Linked DNA regions of Homo sapiens: region 1 is linked to region 2. Evidence: read pairs that join two places in POLR2A ChIA-PET (ENCODE). Cell type or tissue: endothelial cell of umbilical vein. All regions are shown on one strand. Each heading gives the region's core, and the rest is flanking DNA. Links, peaks and the distances in the headings are about the cores only.

The links. ChIA-PET counts read pairs that join two places held together with the same protein. Peaks named below come from ENCODE experiments on the same cell type or tissue, not always from the same donor. Only the 100,000 strongest peaks of a DNase experiment are listed, where the experiment ranks them.
Region 1: POLR2A ChIA-PET joins it to region 2 with 5 read pairs; 1 of 35 experiments calls an interaction of 5 or more read pairs at or near these places.

The regions. Positions count from the first base shown.
Region 1 is chr9:77,702,754-77,713,067 of GRCh38, forward strand. No RefSeq gene overlaps it. Among named protein-coding and RNA genes, the nearest start is that of GNA14, 60 kb to the left of the region's middle. RefSeq lists enhancers at 4,980-5,274, 6,932-6,981. In endothelial cell of umbilical vein, for the core only: no CTCF peak of the experiment used is centred there; a DNase peak (open chromatin) is centred at 5,108; H3K27ac peaks cover 2,107 bases.
Region 2 is chr9:78,599,040-78,609,353 of GRCh38, forward strand. No RefSeq gene overlaps it. Among named protein-coding and RNA genes, the nearest start is that of PSAT1, 310 kb to the left of the region's middle. In endothelial cell of umbilical vein, for the core only: no CTCF peak of the experiment used is centred there; a DNase peak (open chromatin) is centred at 6,602.

The sequences.
Region 1 (10,314 bases), core at 3,676-6,175, 900 kb before region 2:
GCGGCAGGGCAGAGGCGCCCCCCACCTCCCAGATGGGGCGGCAGCCGGGTGGGGACTGCCCCCCAGCTCCCGGACGGGGCGGCTGGCCGGGCGGGGACTGCCCCCCAGCTCCCGGACGGGGCGGCTGGCCGGGCGGGGGCTGCCCCCAATCTCCCGGACGGGGTGGCTGCCGGGCGGAGACGCTCCTCACTTCCCAGACGGGGTGGCTGCCGGGCGGAGGGGCTCCTCACTTCTCAGATGGGATGGCCAGTCAGAGACGCTCCTCACCTCCCAGACGGGGTGGCGGCCAGGCAGAGACACTCCTAAGTTCCCAGACGGGGTCACGGCCGGGCAGAGGCACTCTTCACATCTCAGATGGGGTGGCGGGGCAGAGGTGCTCCCCACATCCCAGATGATGGGCGGCCGGGCAGAGACGCTCCTCACTTCCTAGATGGGATGACGGCCAGGAAGAGGCGCTCCTCACTTCCCAGACTGGGCGGCCAGGCAGAGGGGCTCCTCACATCCCAGACGATGGGCAGCCAGGCAGAGACCCTCCTCACTTCCTAGACTGGGTGGCGGCCGGGAAGAGGCGCTCCTCACTTCCCGGATTGGGCGGCCAGGCAGAGGGGCTCCTCACATCCCAGACGATGGGCGGCCAGGCAGAGACGCTCCTCACTTCCTATACGGGGTGGTGGCGGGCAGAGGCTGCAATCTCAGCACTTTCGGAGGCCAAGGCAGGTGGCTGGGAGGTGGAGGTTGTAGCGATCGGAGATCACGACACTGCACTCCAGCCTGGGCAACATTGAGCACTGAGTGAGCGAGACTCCATCTGCAATCCCGGCACCTCGGGAGGCCGAGGCTGGCAGACCACTCGCGGTCAGGAGCTGGAGACCAGCCCGGCCAACAAGGCGAAACCCCGTCTCCACCAAAAAATCAAAAGCCAGTCAGGTGTGGCGGCGCCCGCCTGCAATCCCAGGCACTCCGCAGGCTGAGGCAGGAGAATCAGGCAGGGAGGCTGCAGTGAGCCAAGATGGCGGCAGTACAGTCCAGTCTCGGCTAGGCATCAGAGGGAGACCGTGCAAAGGGGAGACGAGGACCGTGCAAAGTGAGGGAGAGGGAGAGGGAGACGGAGAGGGAGATGAGGGAGACGAGGGAGAGGGAGACGGGAGAGGGAGAGGGGAGGGGAGGGGGAGCTCTTTGGCTGTTTTCAAGATTTTCTCTGTCTTTAGTTTTTAGAAGTTTAGTTATGATGTGTCTTGGCATATGTTTCTTTGGGTTTGTCATTTTTGGGGTTCACTGAACTTCTTTAATCTGTATGATTATGTCTGTTTCCAAACATGGGAAGTTTTCACCCATTATTTCTTTGAATACTTTTTCAGTCCCACTCTCTTTCTCCTCTCCTTCTAGGACTTTAATGACATAAATGTTAGGTCTTTTGTATATCCCCATAGGCCCTTGAGGCTCTGTTCTTTTTTTTCCAGTCTGTCTTCTTTTTGTTGTTCAGATTGGTTATTACCATTGCTCTTTCTTCCAGTTCCTTTATTCTTTCCTCCACCCCTTTAATTCTGCTGTTGAGTTCGTCCATTACATTATTTAGTTCATTTCTCATAGTTTTCAGTTGTAAAATTTTTATTTGTTCCATATATTTTATATTTATTTACTAAGACATTTAATTTTATTCCTGAGACTTGATCTTTTCATTCGTTTCAAGCAGGTTCATAATTGCTCACTGAGCATTTTCGTTTTTATTGCTTTAAAATTTTAGTCAGACACATGGACACAGTGAGAGTAACAACACACACCGGGGCCTGTTGGAGGAGTAGGGGGAAGGAGAGCATCAGGATAAATAGCAAATGCATGCGAGGCTTAATACGTAGGTGATGGGTTGATAGGTGCAGCAAACCACCATGGCACACATTTACCTATGTAACAAACCTGCACATCCTGCACATGTGTCCTGGAACTTAAAATTTAAAACACATGAAAGCACCCCCCAAAAAATAGATAAAATAAAATTGTTGTCAGATGATCATAATATCTCTAGCATCTTGGTGTTCGCATTTTTTGATTGTTATTTTTTAATTATTTTGGTATCTTCCTAGTTCTTAGCATGATGAGTGCTTTTTTTTTTTAGTTCTTTTCTTGCTTTGACCATTTCTTTATTATTATTATTATTATTATTATTATACTTTAAGTTCTGGGATACATGTGGAGAACGTGCAGATTTTTTACATATGTATGTATGTGCCATGGTGGTTTGCTGCACCCATCAGCCTGTCATCTACATTAGGCATTTCTCCTAATGTTCTCCCTCCCCTAGCCCCCTAGCCCCCAACAGGCCCTGATGTGTGATGTTCCCCTCCCTGTGTCCATGTGTTCTTATTGTTCAACTCCCACTTATGAGTGAGACCATGCAGTGTTTGGTTTTCTGTTCCTGTGTTAGTTTGCTGAGAATGATGGTTTCCAGCTTCATCCATGTCCCTGCAAAGGACATGAACTGTGAATGATTTTTAAGTGTAATCTGGACAGGTTCATATTTTGCTAGGCAACTTTGGATCTTATCTAAATCAGTGTTAACTGGATCCCACACAACTCTGTCAGGGTAAGGAGGTACCATCTTCTCCTTCCAGGCGCAGGTAGAAGTCCAGGTTCTCTGCTGCTCCTTTGTTGACACCCAAGGATGCAGACTTCTCTTTACTGCTGGTCAAAAGTGGGAATTCTGACTCCCCATATGATCATAACTGACAATCTGTTGGGTGTATCCTCATTACTGTTGGACAACAATGAAAGTCCCGACTCTCCAGGGTTCCTCCTCTGATACCTCCTTTGCAGGGAGAGGGAGTGGCATTTTGTTACTCTGGGTGGAGATGGCGGTCTAAACCCACCATGTGCTTTCCACTGAACTTGTGAGGGTTGGAAAGGACTTATTACCAGCCAGCAAGGATAAGAGTCTTAGCTCCCTACTTGGCCTCTCTGATGCCACCTTACCAGGGATGTTGGGGCACCTCATCACAGCCTCATGAGGGTGGAAATCTGGGATTCCCACTTGACATCTGCTGGCATGAGTGGGAGCTGGGCCACAGTTTGTCTAGGGTGTTTGGCTGAAGTAGAGAAGTTACTGTCTAAAGTTTGCTAGCTTCCCCTTTCTTGGTCCTTTAGCTAGAGAGAACCAACTTTTGTTAGGGCTTTTAAAATCTGGGTTGGTGTTTCTGGGTTGCCAGCTTCTTTAGCTCCAAGCCTGGGTTATATGGAGCAAAAAGAAATTCAGGGAATTCAGCACTGCATCATTTCTCAGGGCCTGACGTCTAGGCAGTCTGCTTTCTCTCCACCTCTCAGATTCTTCTGTTTATTCTGTATATAAGGTGCAGTGTTTTTAGTTGTCCTTGTTGAGAATAGGGAAAAAGTTGGATATTCCATCTTCCCAGAAACAAATACCTAATTAAGTAGATTTTTATTAAACTTCAAGGATGTTTTATTTTATTATAATTGAGTTTATTTTTTGATAAGAAAAATAATACATTGAAGAAATTTTCTAACATTTCTATCATCTTAAAAAAGTTGTCTTGAGGATCATCTAAGTTTTTCTTAATAACCCTGATTCTCCTCATGGAAGCTGATTATCATCTTTTGTGCCAATACATTAATTACATCAGTGATCACAGGACTATGAGAGGATACTCCTGCAGTAATAAATGCCTCAGTCTGCTGTGGCCTTTTAGTTCTTTTATAATTTTTCTTCTCCATTTCTTTAGCTATAATAATAACTGGAAATATTTATTAAGCAATTACCATGGGCCACACACTGTACTAAACACGTCTTTTCTTATATCTCATTTGATCTTAAGATGTTGGCACCATGATCATCCCCATTTTACAGTTAAGTAGAGGTTTAGAGAGGCTGCACATACTTACCCTGGTTGGTGATTAATTAGAAGCAAAGCCAGGAATCCAATCTTGCATGGCGTGACAGCAGTCAAAGTTCTTCACCATGCAATTAGGCATGTTAGATTGTATGTAGAGTAAGAGTCAATAGGATTGAGAACCCTAAAAACTCAAGCTTTAGTGCATTTCCTTTGTGATTTGTCTTATGGCTTCAGTGATTTTTCTTTTAAATTTGAGACTGTGTTCTGTATAACTGAATTTGCCAGAAATGTGACTTCTTCCTGTTATCATGATGCAAAGTCATATGTAGGATTTGTACCAGCTTGGCTGGCAGAGAAAAGTGATATATGACATAAGGTCTGTTCCTAAAACTCACAAGAACCCTTGGTTCATCCCAGAGGGTCTATTCTGCTATCTGTGGACTCAAGGGATCACAGAGTTCCCTCAAGTTTTCTAAATGCCTCAGAATTGGTTATAAGAAACAATTTTAACCACAAACACATTTAATCTTCCTAAATTTTGCATTCACAAGAGGAGAGGATCATGCCTTTGAAGATATAATCTATGTGAAACAAATATGGGAAAAGATTTGTTTTGGACAGGAAACAAACATATCTACGTCTAGTTTCCAGGTTCCCCAGTGGTCTTTCTGCTTTCCACCCCCTAATTCCCCAGTGCTATGTAGGGGTTCTCTGTCTATGCTGGCTGGCTTTCTTTAGAAAACAGAGGAGTTAGGATGAAGAATGACCCCTTGCCATCACCGTAAGTATGTCCCAGGCTCCTTTTACCTTTTCCCCAACCTTCATATGCCCCCTAGATAGAACTCGGTTTGGGAAGTTGATATTTGAGTCGCATTTGTTGAACACATGTTCAGTGCAAAATTTGCAATCATAAAAATTCCAACTTTCTGCTCAGTAGGAAGTGGAGAAATTTGGAAAAATTTAGTTCACTGGGCTAAGATTTCCCTGCCAAAGAGTTAGATTGTTGGCTGTGTGAACTAGGGGAATGACTGAGGAACAAAATCTTTAATATTTGTATTCAGGATGACTGATTCCGAGAGACAATACAGGGTAGAAACAATATGTCCACGAAAGGAAGGTATTAATTTTGATATCCACTTGAGTATTATTTTACTGGATAATTGACATCAGGAAGGTTAGGGTTACAAGAGCAGCTTGCAGGCTTAGCTGAAAGCAAGGCCTGTGTCATGGTGGGGCAGGAAGCCAATAGGTAGAAGTCAGTGTGCACTTGGTCCATTTGGTGTTTCATCATCACTCGACTGCACTAATGCTTAAAGAATGTGCTTCGCATAGTTTGCTGTCCACATCATTTATTTTCTCAAAACACATCTATTTCTTGGAGAACTCATGATTTCAAGTATCTGCTTTTGAAAGTCTTGAGCTATTTATGAAACACAAGTCATTCTGCAGAAGATTCAGACTAAGGGACAATTATTGCTACTCTGTAGGTAACATCTTTTTTTTCCTCTAGATTCTTTCAAGATTTTTTCTTTACCTTTGATTTTTCACAGTTTGAATATCATATGTATATGTGTAGTTGTGGGGTGTTTTTTGGCATTCATCCTGCTTGGTGTTCTCTGAGCTTGTTAGATCTGTGGTTTGGTGTCTAACATTAATTTGCAGAAAATGGGGAAGTATCATTCATTACTTCAAAAACTTCTTCTATTTCTTTCTCTCTTTATTCTCCTTGTGGTATCCCCATTATACCTATTATAACTTTTGTAGTTGCCCCACAGTTCTAGGATATTCTGTTCTTTTTTTCTTAGTCTTTTTTTTTTCTTTTCAGTTTCAGAAGTTTCTATTGAGATATTCTCAAACTCTGCATCTTTTTCCTCGTCTATGTCTAGCCTACTACTCAAAGGCATTCTTTATTTCTGTTAAAGTGTTTTTTATCTCTATCATTTTCTTTTCATGCTTTCTTGGAATTTCAGTCTCTGTGCCTACATTTCCCATCTGTTCTCACACATTCTCTACTGTGTATCCACTAGAGCCCTTAGCATATTAGTCATAGTTGTTTTAAATTTCTACTCTGAAAATTCCAACATCCCTGACATATTTGAGTCTCATCTTGCTTGCTCTGTCACTTCATACTGTGTGTTTTTTTCCTTCTAGTATGCCTTGTAATTTTTTTCTTGATATCTGTTCATGATGCAGTAGATGAAAGGAACTGCTGCATAGAGGCCTTTAGTAACATGGGGGAAAAGGAGGCTTTTTATGTTCCTATGATTAAGTGTCAGTCTTACAGAGAGTCTGTACCTCTGGACTCTGAACTTTACACATGCTTCTCAATCTTCTTCCCGTCCTTCAGCAGGACAGGATGGCCAGTGTGTGCTGCAGTTAGGTATTTCCCTTTCTCCAGGTTGGTTAGACTCTGGTAAAATCTGAATAGTTTAGGCTCTGATAAAAAGTTTCTCTTGGTTGGGCGTGATGGCTCACACCTGTAATCCCAACACTTTGGGAGGCTGAGTTGGGTGGATCACGAGGTCAGGAGATCGAGACCATCCTGGCTAACACGGTGAAACCTTGCCTCTACTAAACATACACACACACACAAAAAATTAGCCGGGCATGGTGGTGGGTGCCTGTAGTCCCAGCTACTCAGGAGGCTGAGGCAGGAGAATGGCGTGAACCTGGGAGGCGGAGCTTGCAGTAAGCCGAGATCGCGCCACTGCACTCCAGCCTGGGTGACAGAGCAAGACTTCGTCTCAAAAAAAAAAAAAAAGTTTCTCTTGAGGACAGGCCTTGTTAAGACAAACAGGATGGTCTGGCATATTTCAAAATGCTTCATTTCCCCCTCCTTCTACCAGAAGCATGAGGGGATTTTCCCCTGATAATCACTGTGAGAGCCTGCTTGAGCTCCTGGAATTAAAACTCGCCAAAGTATGAGTGTCTCCCATGACTGGGTAGTCTGGAGTTTCAACTCTCAGAGTTGTACACATTGAACCTTCCAAAATGCATCAATTACTGTTTAGGTTTTTGCATCCTGGCACTGGTTTTGGTAGAGGCTTTTTCTCCTGGGTTTCTGCTTCCATAAGTAGTGATTCTCTGTATTTGCCTGTCTCTCCAGTTTGAGGACAATGGTTTACCCTGTGACTTCACTTCTCTGAGGGATCTAAGAAGAGTTATTGGTTTTTCAGTTTGTTCCGCTTTTTAGTTCTTCTTAGGGTGGAGTTGTAACTGCCAAGCTCCTTATATGCCAGACCAGAAAGCAGAAGTCACTACTATCTGAGTTTAAGGATTTTTATCACCCCAAAATGAAACCCTTTGTTTTGTTTTTTAGTGTTTTTTTTTTTTTTCTTCTCTCTCTGCTTTTCAGTTTTGGAAGTTTCTACTGACATATCTTCAGGCTTAAAGATTCTTTCCTCAGCCATGTCCAGTCTACTAACGAAGCCATCAAAGGCATACTTAATTTCTATTACAGTGTTTTTGATTTCTATTATTCCTTTTCTTTTTTCTTAGAATTTCTTCCTTTATGCTTTCATTGCCCATTTGTTCTTGCAGGTTGTCTACTTTTTCCATTAGAGCCCTTAGCATATTAATAATAAATGTTTTAAATTCCTGCTGTAAGAATTCCAGCATCCCTGCCATATATGATTCTGGATCTGATGCTTGCTATGTCTCTTCAAACTGCGTTTTTTTTGTTTGTTTGTTTTGTTTTGCCTTTTAGTATGCCTTGTAATTTTTAAAGCTGGATATGATGTAGTGGATGAAGAGAAATCCAGTAAATAGGCCTTCAGTAATTAGTGGTAAGGTCTGAGGGAGGGAAAATATTCTACAGTCCTGTGATTAAGCCTCAGTCTTGTAATGAGCCTGTGCCCCTGGGCTGTGAATTTCACAAGTGGCTCTCAGTTTTTTCCTGCCTTACATGGGACAAGACGGCTGGAGGAGACTGGTATTTGGTATTTCCCTTCTCCCATGGGGAAAGCTAGAGAGAGCTGCAGTTGGGTATTTCCTTTCCCATAGGTTGATTAGGCTCTGATAAAATCCCAATAGGTTAGGATCTAGGAAAATAGTTTCTCTCGAGGGCAGCATTTGGGTTTGAATACAATTTTATTTAGTTGTGGACCATCTCAAAATATGCAAACATGCAATCCCCACTCAAAAAGTCATTCCTTCACCATCTAGTCAAAGAACTTAGTTAATAAATTAGACAGTTAAATACAATTTCAGTACATTCCAGCATATTTTAGAACAATATATTCAGACATTAGTACTAACAAAATAGTGTCCTAATAGTTTTTTTTTGCATTGGCAGAGAGCTTCTCATTCTAAAGAGCTGTTTCTAAAGTCTCGTTTCATGAAGCTTTGCAACATAGTCTCCTTATTTTTCCTAAGGACATCTTTTACCAGCCATAAAAAATTGGAGAAAGTTTTTCTTCTTCCTTCTTCTCCCTCCTCCTCCTCCTCCCTCTCCCCTCCCCCTCCTCCTTCCCCTCCCCATCCCCCCTCCTCCTCCCTGTCCCCCTTGTTCCCCTCCCCTTCCTTCTCCCCCTCCTACTCTTTCTCCTCCCCCTCCTCCTTCCCCTTCCCCTCCTCTCCCTTCCCCTTCCCCTCCTCCCCTCCCCCTCCTTCTCTGAAGGCAGATGCTCTTTCTCAGAACATGGCCCAGAAAATGCTCCTTTACTTTTGTGATAGTTTTAAATATATGTTCTCTCTTCTCTGATTTTCTCCCAATGATTAAATGTCACCATATGTGCCAATTCTCTGATGGAAGATTCTTTCCTCTTTCCTTTCTGCCTCTATGTCAGCACCATCCTCTGGCCTGAGGAGCAAGAACAAAAGTCCATGGGTGTCTCCCAGGAGGCAGCCGATCTGAGCATCTGGAATCAATTACTCAGGGCTGGTGTGGATGCTCATCCTGGGAGTCAATAGACAGTGCTGGGCAGGTGGAGGAAGGGAGTACAGGGTCCCTCTTAACAGATGAAAGTAAAATAAAAATGTCTAAGTCACTTTTCTTCAACAATTAAAAGTTACTATTAGTTGGGTGAGGTGGTGCATGCCTGTAGTCCCAGCTACTGGGGAGACCAAGTTCCTGGGGAGATCGCTTGAGGCCAGGAGTTCAAGACCAGCCTAGGCAACATGGTAAGACCCCCATCTCTACCTCTAAAATAATGATTATTAACTATTAACTTATCTCTTTAAAATGCTGTAGAAGTAACTTTTTTTCTTTTCTTTTTTTTTTTTTGAGAGAGTCTTACTCTGTCGCCCAAGCTGGAGTGGAGTGCAGTGGAGTGATCTTGGCTTAATGCAACCTCTGCCTCGCGGGTTCAGGCAATTCTCCTACTTTAGCCTCCCTAGTAGCTGGGATTACAGGTGTGAGCCACCACGCCCGGCTAATTTTGTATTTTTAGTAGAGACAAAGTTTCATCATGTTGGCCAGGCTCATCTCGAACTCCTGACCTCAAATGATCCACCTGCCTTGGCCTCCCAAAGTGCTGGGATTACAGGCATGAGTCACCATGCCCGGTCTCTACATGTAACTTCTAAGAAACATAAATTTTTTCATAAGTATATTATTGTATAAATTTGTATTGAATAAGTTGTGTCATATTGTATAGATTATATTAGTACAGGTGTGTGTCTGTGTATCTACATATCTCTCACCACAGAATCTCCCACTGTGGGCCTTTGTGGCAAATTCATGTTATGCTAGGGTTCCAGGTACTAATCTTGAACCTTAACCATCAGCTGCAGCTGGTAGTCCATTCAAGGCAAAGTGTTTACTAGTCTCAGTTATGGCCTGTTGATTATTCCATTGTCTTTGACAATGAAAGCCATCCGTTGATCCTGTCTTAGTTGAGATTTCCCCCAGAGTAGGTCCTGTGTTAGGAGTTTGGGTGCAATGAATTTGAGAAGTGATGTCATAAAGAACCACAAGAGAGTGCACAAGCAAGACCACCAGGAGAGAGAAGCCAATAAAGGGTACATTCGCGAGCAAGTTTCACTGATAACAGCTGGGGCTGAGTCCTGCTCTGGGGGCCCTAGAGAGACCTGTAGGATGAAACTCAGGTTTATCTACTGAGGGCCAACAGCAGAAGCGTGTATCCACGGACTCCTGTCCCCCACTGGTCGTGTCACTCCTGAGGCATCAACTCCTGGTTTTTGGCTGGTGGCCAGGGAATGCTAGAAGGGTGCAGGGGGCTCCTGCCCTGAACTGCCTGCAGCAACCCCCTGGGTGGACTAGTGGGTATGGAACGTGCAGCGAGGCACCTCCAGCAGGTTGAAGAATAATTATAGAAGAACACAGTCCCCAAACTGTCTGTTCTGAGTCTGTAGTTCTGTACAAGCTGTGTGGTATGTGCCTGGTGTTCTGGCAATTCATCATCTGTAGTAGGAAGTGAGCAATCTACACAGAGAAGACTTAACTCAGGAATGGAAACGATAACATCTACAGGAATGTGCATCTAAAGTGTGGCTTTCGTAATGAGACAGA
Region 2 (10,314 bases), core at 5,247-7,746:
CCTGAATTCACACACACCATAATAAAATCACGGAGCATAATTGCCAGACACCACCATAGAGATTATCTAATTGAACTTCTTCACTTCTCATTTTATAAATGAGGAAACTGAGGCCTGGGAGGCTAAGTGACTTTCCCAAGGTTCACAAAAGAGAAAACAAACCATACCTAAACAACACTCTTTATTTCTCTAAACATTTCTGAGTTCTTTCTGTCACTGGGCATCTCATCACAGACTCATCATGATGAATCAATTTGCCAAAAAATGTGATAGAGAAATCAATCAAAATTTCATTGCAGAAATTACTGGTACACTTTCTACTTCTTAATATGTGATGCTCTGAAGATTGACATCTTCAAAAGACAATAGAAAAAATAAAACAGACAAAATAATTGTAAATGACCAGTGGGATCAACCCATAGGCACGTATTTCTCCTGGTAAGTATTTTGTGAACCTAATTATGATCCATCTAACCAGGGTTTAGCAGGTAGTCAGTTATAGAGATGCTCAGTTCCTTCTTGTTCGCTGGATTTAAGCAGTGTTTGGCGTGTGCTGATTTATAATGCACCATTTCTGCATCTGTTTGCCCTCAGCTTTATTCCATGCTCTTTCCTGCTCTGTCCTGCATTGTATTGGATGGACCACTTTTAGACGACTTTTTCTAGGGTTCCTTGTTATCTGACAGGGTTTGCAGGAGCTGGCTCTTTTCAATGTGTGAGAGCCAGTTGACAAATATTCAGAGATCCTGTGAACTGGTTGTTCACACTGGTTAATATCACCATTAAAATTAAGTTATCTAAACTTACGTTAAATAAGTTATTGTATACTAAAAAGCAATGGTAATATCTATTCCAAATGTATCATTTCCTAATTATTTTGCTACCCTTCTTTTGACTGTCTGCGCTCTAGAGGTTATGGTATATCTGTATTTATGGGAAACACTACATAACAGTGTGCCATCATTGTGCATCTCTCCTCAACTTCACATTCATGGAGCATACAAGCAGTAGCTTGAAATTTGCCAAGTGAGAGTATTCATGCTATGGAAATCAGCAAATGCTACGAATCAGGGCTTGTTTTTCTTGGAGAGTCACTAGTTAACATGCTGTTTTCCAGCAGTATTTAGCCAGTGGGAAGCACTGAAGAGAGCTCAGAGGATTGGTGGAAGGAAGAAGTCATGGTTTTTCATCTTTTCTTCTGTGGCCTTGGGAATATCTCTTCCCTTGCCTCCTCCAGTTGTCCCTCTATTGAAGGGGTGGTGGCCAGGCGCGGTGGCTCACTCCTGTAATCCCAGCACTTTAGGAGGCCAAGGCGGGCGGATCACAAGGTCAGGAGTTAGAGACCAGCCTGGCCAACATGGTGAAACCCCGTCTCTACTAAAAACACAACAATTAGCCAGGAGTGGTGGCAGGTGCCTGTAATCCCAGCTACTTAGGAGGCTGAGGCAGGAGAATCGCTTGAACCCAGGAGGCAGAGGTTGTAGTGAGCTGAGATCATGCCACTGTACTCCAGCCTGGGCAACAGAGCGAGACTCTGTCTTAAAAATAAATAAATAAATAATAAAAATAAAAAAGAAGGGGTGGTATTGGCTTCCTGTTGTTGCTAATCTCTGGGTTGCTTCACTGTTTGACATTTGTCACTGAGCTTCTCAGTTCTTCTATCACCAGTGTCACCAATTCTCTGTACTAAATTCTTTCTGCTTTACATATTTGAATGCTTTTTCCCCCATTTAGACCTTATCTGATACATATAGCAAATTTATTTACACAGGTGTCTTTTGTTTTCGGTAGCACTTTTAATGTCAGAGCTTACAAAATTTAAAATAATATGATGTGTTAGCGATAGAAAGCCCTCTCTTTATTCAGAAGAAGAATTAAAGTGCCAGAAAGCGTAAGCAATTTGTTATAGTAGGTTGGTGAAAAGCAATAATGCTTTCCCAGCATATACTGGGATTTTTGACCCACACATTAATATTTTGAGCTAGAAATAATATAGAATTTATTAGAACTACTGAATGCCCTCAGTACTTTTTTGATATCTGAGTTTCGACTTGATAGCTCATATTCTGCCTTTGTTTAGGTATTTTTTTTTGTTTATGATGCCATGGTGGCCAAATCATGTCTACAATGAGAAATTTTAAAATATTGAATAGATTTTTGAAAATTGAACTGGCAGTCAGCTGGCTGTCTTACTGTCTTATAAAAATAACACCCCTGGATGTCGGCTGCAGTGGCTCATGCCTGTAATTCCAGTATCTTGGAAGGCCGAGGTAGGAAGATATCTGGAAGCCAGTTGTTTGAGACCAGCCTGGGCAATATAGCGAGACCTTGTCTCTACAAAACATTTAAAGATTATCCAGGCACAGCAGTGCGCCTGAGCTGAGCCTAGCTACCCAGGAGGCTGAGGTGGAAGGATCACTTGAGCCAGGAGTTCAAGGGTACGTGTGAGCCGTGATCACACCGCTGCACTCCAGTCTGTGTGACAGAGCAAGAGCCTGAATTAAAAAAAAAAAAAAAGCCTATTGGATATATAGCTGCTGTGTCTGGGTTCTGTCTCTCTGTTTATGAAGGTCCATTAACTTATTTCATAGTCAAAATCCACATGATTCTCTGGGACACAGGGAAGAAAGATACTAAGGAGGGGTAGTTTCTTCTTTTCCTATGGTTTTGTAGAATATAGAGAAAGTGGATTTTACTTAGTAAATGACTGAATGGTTTCATATATCATCTCATAGAAAAACATTAATTTTTAAATTCTGCTGAAGTGGCTTAGATTATAAACACTGCTCTTGTTACTTCATATCTTGCAAGTCTCCTTTAGTGCTCTGTTATTAAAATATTGTGAAAGAGAAAGAGCGCTGATTAAACGTGCCTACATGGATACATTTACATTAATGCATGATGATTAATTATAAGTTAATATGCTCATTCACAAAAATATTTTAAGGTGGCATAATGATAAGGCTGCATTGATAACCTTGCACAGCCCCTTATTAACTTTATCAAAAGCCAGATATGAGGTGACGTTAACACATTTTGGAGTGGCATGCCAGCAAGCCAACTGGCTTTCCGTGAGTGTCATACTCACTTTGGACCACAAGATGCCGCTCAATAATCCGTTATGATTTAGGTCTTTTGTTACAAGCCAAATGACATTTCCATTTATTTTACATGCTCTCCAATTACATATTAAAACTTATAGTGGGTGGGTTGTGGGGAGGAGACCCTGACTCTGAAAGCACTTTTTAACTTGGATGTGGGAAATCTATGAATAATTTATTTAAGGTATACAGATGCAGGCTGAGAATTCAGACAACATAGAATTGTGGCATCCTCAGCTTCTGTGCGTGTGTGTACTTGTCTACTCTTGCCCTGCTGTCTACCCAGCCCTTTTTGTATAGTCACCAGCACCATCTGCCCCCGAATGAAATAATTTCCTGCTGGTTCTCGCTAGCAACTCACAAAACAACCTATTTTTGTAACTATTCAAAATGTCAAAGGATTACCTTAAAATAAAAACACATAATCAGCTTTCTATTTTTCAGGCAGCAATTAAGTAGTCACAACATGGCAGTCCATAGATGAAAGCTCCAGAAATAATTGTTTCCAAAGGTAATCACTGGAAGAAGATAATTTTATTTCCCAAGTCCTTGTCTTAGGCTTAAAAAACAATTCAGCCTGAAGATTCAGATGGCTTTGGTCTTTAACTTTCCCATCAAATTTGCCCTACATTTAAATTTATATGTTTTAATTTTTTTGAGATAAGATGGAAGCAAGTCTTCCCCACAAATACTTTTTTATGACCAGTGTCTAAACACGAGCCAAGGTGGTCACATTATGGAAACACATTCCTTGGAAATTTGAGGGGCCAGGCTTTAGAGAAGAAGCAGCTACATAAGGAAATCTCTTCCATAAACGTCATGTAGGAAAGTTACTTTGCCTTTTTCTGGTGTTAATTTGGCAGCAATAGAGCTGATCTGCCTCCTAGATAAAATAGACTACCTAGGTGGTATGATTTCCAGGTTGTCAAGAAATAGCCCTCAACATAGTCTCTTCTTAACTGTCACTTCCATTTTAGTGTGTTGGTTTTCAGATACTTTAGTCTATCTGGCTGAGCACAGGATTTTAAGAGATGGAGACTGATGATCAGAACAAACAAACATATGAGAGACTCTGTATGATGGTGAGAGGAGAGAGAGTAAGCAGCAGAAATGGGAGGAGAATGACCAAGACGTGGAAAGAAAGAGATGCTCTAGGAAAAGCCCCACCTAGTGCATTGTCTCAGTCCATTCTTAGGATGGGATCAACTTGGTGGTGTGAGCATTTAGTTTAGACAATAAAAAATGGACTCTCAAAAAACTGAAAATAGAATTACCATATGATCCAGCATTCCCACTGCTGGTCATATATCCAAAAGAAAGAAAATCCTTATATCTAAGAGATATCATCTGCACTCCCATGCTTATGACAGCACTATACACAATAGCCAAAATTTGGAAGCAACCTAAGTGTCCATCAATGGATAAATGGATAAAGATAATGTGGTACATATACATAATGGAATATTATTCAGCTATAAACAAGAGTGAAATCCTGTCATTTGCAGCAACACAGATGGTCCTTATGTTAAGGACAATAAACCAGGCACAGCAAAACAAATACTGCATGTTCTCACTCATATGAGGGAGCTAGAAAGTGGATCTCATGACAATTGAGAGTAGAATGATGGTTTTCAGAGGCTGGGAAGAAGGCGGTGTGGAGAAGGGTATGAAGACAGGTTGGTTGATGGGCAAGTATAAACATACAGTTAGAAGAAATAAGTTCTAGTATTCAAAAGTATGGCAGGGAAATTATTGTTAACAACAATTTATTGTATATTTCAAAATAGATAGAAAAGTTATAATGTTCCCAACAGAAAGAATAATGTTTGAGGTGATGGATATTCCAATTACCCTGATTTGATCATTGTACATTGTATACAGGTATCAAAATCATATGTACCCCCAAAATATATGTAACTATTAAATATCCATAAAAAATGAATGGAGAGGCTTGTCCTCTGAGCCAGCTTTCTCATTTTTCGTCAGTCCTGGCTCTCTATATCACTGAGAGACACATCACATTTCTTTCTTCATTCTCATTCATTTGTTCATTCTTGTGAATTCAACATATGTTCATGAATAGTTCAACAACTATTTATCTTGTACTAACCCTCCACCAGGTACTGGATTAGTGACTGTGGATATGAAGATGAAAAACATTCGATTGTCAGAACTACAAGGAGACTATCACTGGAACTATTATGCAGAAAATCTCATTTTTTTCTTAAAAATATCCTAATATATAGTGGAAATGTTAAATTTTGCTGTATTTAATGTAAAAGTGAAAAAACATAGCTTCTTTAGACCAGTGATTCTCAAGCCTTCAAATGCACAGCCATCATCCAGGGATTTGGTTAGAACACAGATTGTAAGTCAGAATGTCTAAGGCTAGGCTTGAAATTGTGCATTTATAACGAGCTCTTGGGTGATGCTGATTCAGGGGACCACACTTTACGTAACAGGCTTTAGCCTGTGGGGTGATTAGTTATCCAGAAAGAGAGAAGTTTCTCACAGGAAAATGATCCACTTCTAGGTCAGAGGGAGGAGAAAACAGGTGTTAAGACAAACCTCTATAAAAGTAAGACAGGGGTAAGACAGAGAGGATCTGTTTCTGATGAATCACTCTCTGCCACCTGACTCTGTCTGCGTTTTCAGGATCAGACATATCGTACCGTACACCAGGATACAGGTTTTCTCCTAAGAGGGACACTGATCATTTCCTGCATCACTATTTTGAAACATCAGAACCGAAATGGTTTTTATGTTCCTAAAAGAAGAAGAAGAAGAAGAAAAAGGCACCACTTTCCGATAACCCCCATTAACTACAGGGGTCATTGTGGCAAAATGAATGGGATTAGAAATCTGCTAAAAGCTGCAGTATATGGTACGCGGTGACTGACAAGCCTTTCGCTGAGTAGTTACAAATGGGACTAATGGTTTAAACTTGTTAGTCATTGTCAGAGCCTCTGATCCTTGAGTCAGCCATGGATGCTATGGCAGAAATCGATAAGGCACCACTTTCCGCAGTGAACTGCTAGACCATATAGATTGCCTGGAGGGAAATACTGAGTTCCCTCCCAGGCTGCCAGATGAAAGCAGGCAGCTAAATCTCCAGGAAGATTGACCACACTGCTCGGGGCAATTAGGCCTTTCACCACTTTGAACGATGATTATAAACGGGGGAGAGGGTTGGGAGAGTGAAGGGGAGACAGCTCTGCATGACAAACTGAAAGCTGGAAGCCATTTTGGGGAGCCTTGTCAGTTTCATGGTCACTGAGGGCATTTTTTTTCCTTTCCGTTGTTCAGATTGTTATACAGTGAATGTGCTGGGGCTGCTGCTTTTCCTTCCTTTCTTCTTTCCCTTTATTTTTCTTTAGAAGCTGGAGAAGGGAAGACAGGCAGCCAGAGCAGCACTTGGTTGATGATAAACTGTAAACTGCAGCTGAACTCCATTAATCCGTTCAATCCCTAAAGCCTGGGGCCTGAGTGCGTGTCGGAGGAGGGCTTCCTGTTGGGTACATTTCAAAACAATCACATCCCATTGTTCAGTGCCTTTTTGGGTAGAGTCCTGCGAGGATGCCAAAATCATCAGCGAAAGAAAGTGCATGTTCCCGCAACAATTACAGACAAGCTGCAGATTATCAGCAGGCTGCAAGGGGCAAGGTGCTGGGGCCCATTTGGCAGAGGGCTCTGCTTGGAGAGGAGCCTCATATCTGATGCACACAAGGCTGCACCCAGCATTATTATTAAGGGCGTCCAAGTGCTCCGTGGCTGCCTAGGCTGCGGGAAGCCCAGATGTGCAAGAGAAAGGAACTGCAGGAGATGTGCAAAGCTTTGCCTTGGTTCTGGGCAGAAAGGCAGGGCAGCTTAGCCTCATGTCAAAGAGTTTCTGGCCTCTTTCTGCTTCATCAACTTTGTATTTCTGCTCAAATTTCAACTGGCGATGCATCTCCATTCCCTTGTTTCTGTTGTCGAGTTCCATTCCCTTTCTAACATTAGCTTCATGATTGATTTGTTTAATTTTTTTCTTTTCTTATCAGGCCCTGGCTCGTAGTCCACTGTTGACTTTAAGTTGTACTGTAAACCACGTTCCGCTAAGTATTGTTTAACTGTCAAGTGGATGGGGAGGCAAGATGTTGTGGGAGTAATCCCAAAGTGCTGCTCTGTGGCAGGGCTGTCAGTCAGAGGTTCTTGGACCATTTCACCACCCTGGTGACTGCAGTCCTTGGTGGAGACTGTGGAAAAGTCTGTTTTTTTGAGGATTGCTTGGTGCCTGGTGCCTGGCATTTTAAAGATGTGTATACCAAGAATTGAAATGCTGAAGTTCATTAGGAAACAAGAAGGTACTTGGAGGGAGTGAGTGCTGCCTGTCCTTGATGGTGCTCATCTCTTCCATGGCAGGGGGTGGGGGGCGATTCAGGGGGATTGTTTGTTGCCATTTTTTGTTGCATGGAAAGAGGAGCTGGGGCCCAAAGAGGCAACTAATGGGCATTTTTTGCTCATCTTCAATTCACTAAGCATCCATGAAACATCGCCTGCTGTCAAAAGACCTTAGCCCAGGTGGCTCCCAGTCAGATGGGAAGCTTCACATTACCTATTTACGATCCCACGAGGATGGATTGACCCCTTATGGCCCACGGAATGTACAACATCAAGAGTGAACCCTAATGTAAACTATGAACTTTGGGGGATAATGATGTGTCAATGTGGGTTCCTCAGTTGTAACAAACATACCATACTGGTGGGAAATATTTTTAATAAAGGAGGCTGTTATGTGTGTGAGGGGAGAGGGTACATGGGAACTCTCTGTACGTACCTTCCTCTCAGTTTTGCTGTGAACCTAAAACTACTTTAAAAAATAAAGTCCATTAAAAAACAAAACAAAACAAAAAAACTAAAGAGGGAATTATAACCACTGTCCAAATATTAATCACAGTAAGTGAAATAAAATGAAGCAATTTATTTGATTTAGAAGATTCTTTTATAAAGTAAGTGAATTTGACCTTCCTCAGCCTTCTTTATGGCATGAAATGAGAATTCTTTCTGCAAATCAAGTACATTTAAAAGGAAATATTAACTCTTTTAGGCAGCCAAGGAATTACCTTAAAATACTTAATAATTAGAAAACTGTTAAATCACAGAATAATTTATAGAATTTGGGAAAACTTTTTCAGTCCTAGAAAGATAGTTGCTTTAATGATATTCTTTTTAGTTACTAGGTTCATCTTAAATTATAGTTTTACTGGGGTATTCTAGAGTACTGGGATGGAATGTGGGCAATGTGGATTGTAGTTCTGATTCTAACCCAGGGCGTTTTGGTGAGCAAGAACTTCCATCTCCTTGCCGCTTGTTCTTCACCTGTGAAATGGAAGACTTCACTAGCCAATATATTGAGCTCCTATGGTAGGGAAAACGATAGCTTCCCAAACAGTCCACACTAGAATCTCTGGAGTCTGTGAATGTGTTATGTTCCATGGCAAGAGGGATTTTGCAGATGTGATTAAGATAGGATGTTAAGATAGAAAAATTATCCTTTTATCCTGGATTATTTGTGTGGGCCCAAATGTAATAACAGGATTCTTAAAAGATGAGAGGTGGGCAGAGTCAGAGAAGGAGATGTGACAGTGGAAGCAGGGTTGGAGTGAAGCAATGTGAGAAGAACACCAATCTGTCATTGGTGGCTTTGAAGATGGAAGGAGGCCATCAGCCAAGGAATGTGGGCAGCCTCCGGAAGCTGGAAAAGGCAAGGACATGACTTCTTCCTGCTGAGCCTTCAGAAGAAACACAGCCTTGCTTGGTCTTAGCCCTGAGAAACCCAGTTTGAACTTCTGACCTCCAAAGCTGCAAGATAATACATGATATGGTTTGGCCGTGTCCTCACCCATATCGCACCTTGAATTGTAATAATCCCCACCTGTCAAGGGTGGGGCCAGGTGGAGATAATTGAATCATGGGGCTTTCCTCCACACTCTTCTTGTGGTAGTGAATAAGTATCATGTGAACTGATGGTTTTATAAATGGGAGTTCCCCTGCGCAAGCTCTCTTGCCTGCTGCCAGATAAGACGTGACTTTGCTTCTCCTTTGCTTTCTGCCATGATTGTGAGGCCTCCCCAGCCATGTGGAACTGTGAGTCCTTTAAACCTCTTTTTATTCATAAATGACCCAGTCTCAGGTATGTCTTTATTAGCAGCATGAGAACAGACAATACAATATATTTGTACTGTTTTTAAGCTACTGAAACTTTGGCAATTTGTTACAGCAGCAATGGGAAGCTAATACAGATCCCTTTTAGCAATAACTTCTGTTGAAGCTATGAACATATAATGTTTGAAGGGTCACTAGAAAATTCTAAAATCAGATAGTGATATGCAAAAAAAGATGACTACTAACCATGATTTGAGTGTGAAATGTAGGGCTTACTGAAGATAAAGTTTGTAAAAGCAGAAACCAGTAAGAAGGGAAAATAAGACACCAGAATCCATGAAGGAAAAAAGGATAGAAAAAACACTGTGAAGGAAGAAGCATACTTTAGCATTTTCTTATGCTTGAAGTATGTGAAACAGCTGTATACATTTTTTTCTCTTTCCTTGATTGGCAGAATGGAGAATGTTAACAGATACTTGTTTAGAAGGAACAGAAGCTTAGAATTAGCAGGGGCCATTGTGATTGATCTTGTAATGAACGTCAGAATTCATTCTACACCATCCCTGAATATTGTTCCTGACTCTGGTACTTAGTAATATTTAGGTACTTCATCAATATTTGTTGCATAGATGAATATCTTTTATTAATGACAAAGATACTAGCAATAAGTAAATTAGAAATTATGAAAAAAAAACCAACCTGAATAATCAATTCAGATTCATTAAATTGGGAGCAAGGCATATTTTGAATATAGTGATAGCTTTGTGCTTTGTTTTTCCTTCTGATTTAAAAGTCTGCAAACTGTACCTTGTTAATATCTTCAAAGGGACTTTCTTCTTTCCAAAGAGACTATAGGTGATATACAGAAGTACTTAGATGCTTTCCTTTAAGAAACCTGTGAATTCACTGAGAAACCAAAGATTATTGCCTATTATTGAAGAGTATCTAGCACTACTTTCCTCTCAGGCAAATCTATTTAAGCGACGTGGGTAGCTATAACCTCCCAGTAACACAGGATGCAGAGGTTACATTGGGGCCTCAAACAATTAATCAACATTATGGCATAAGG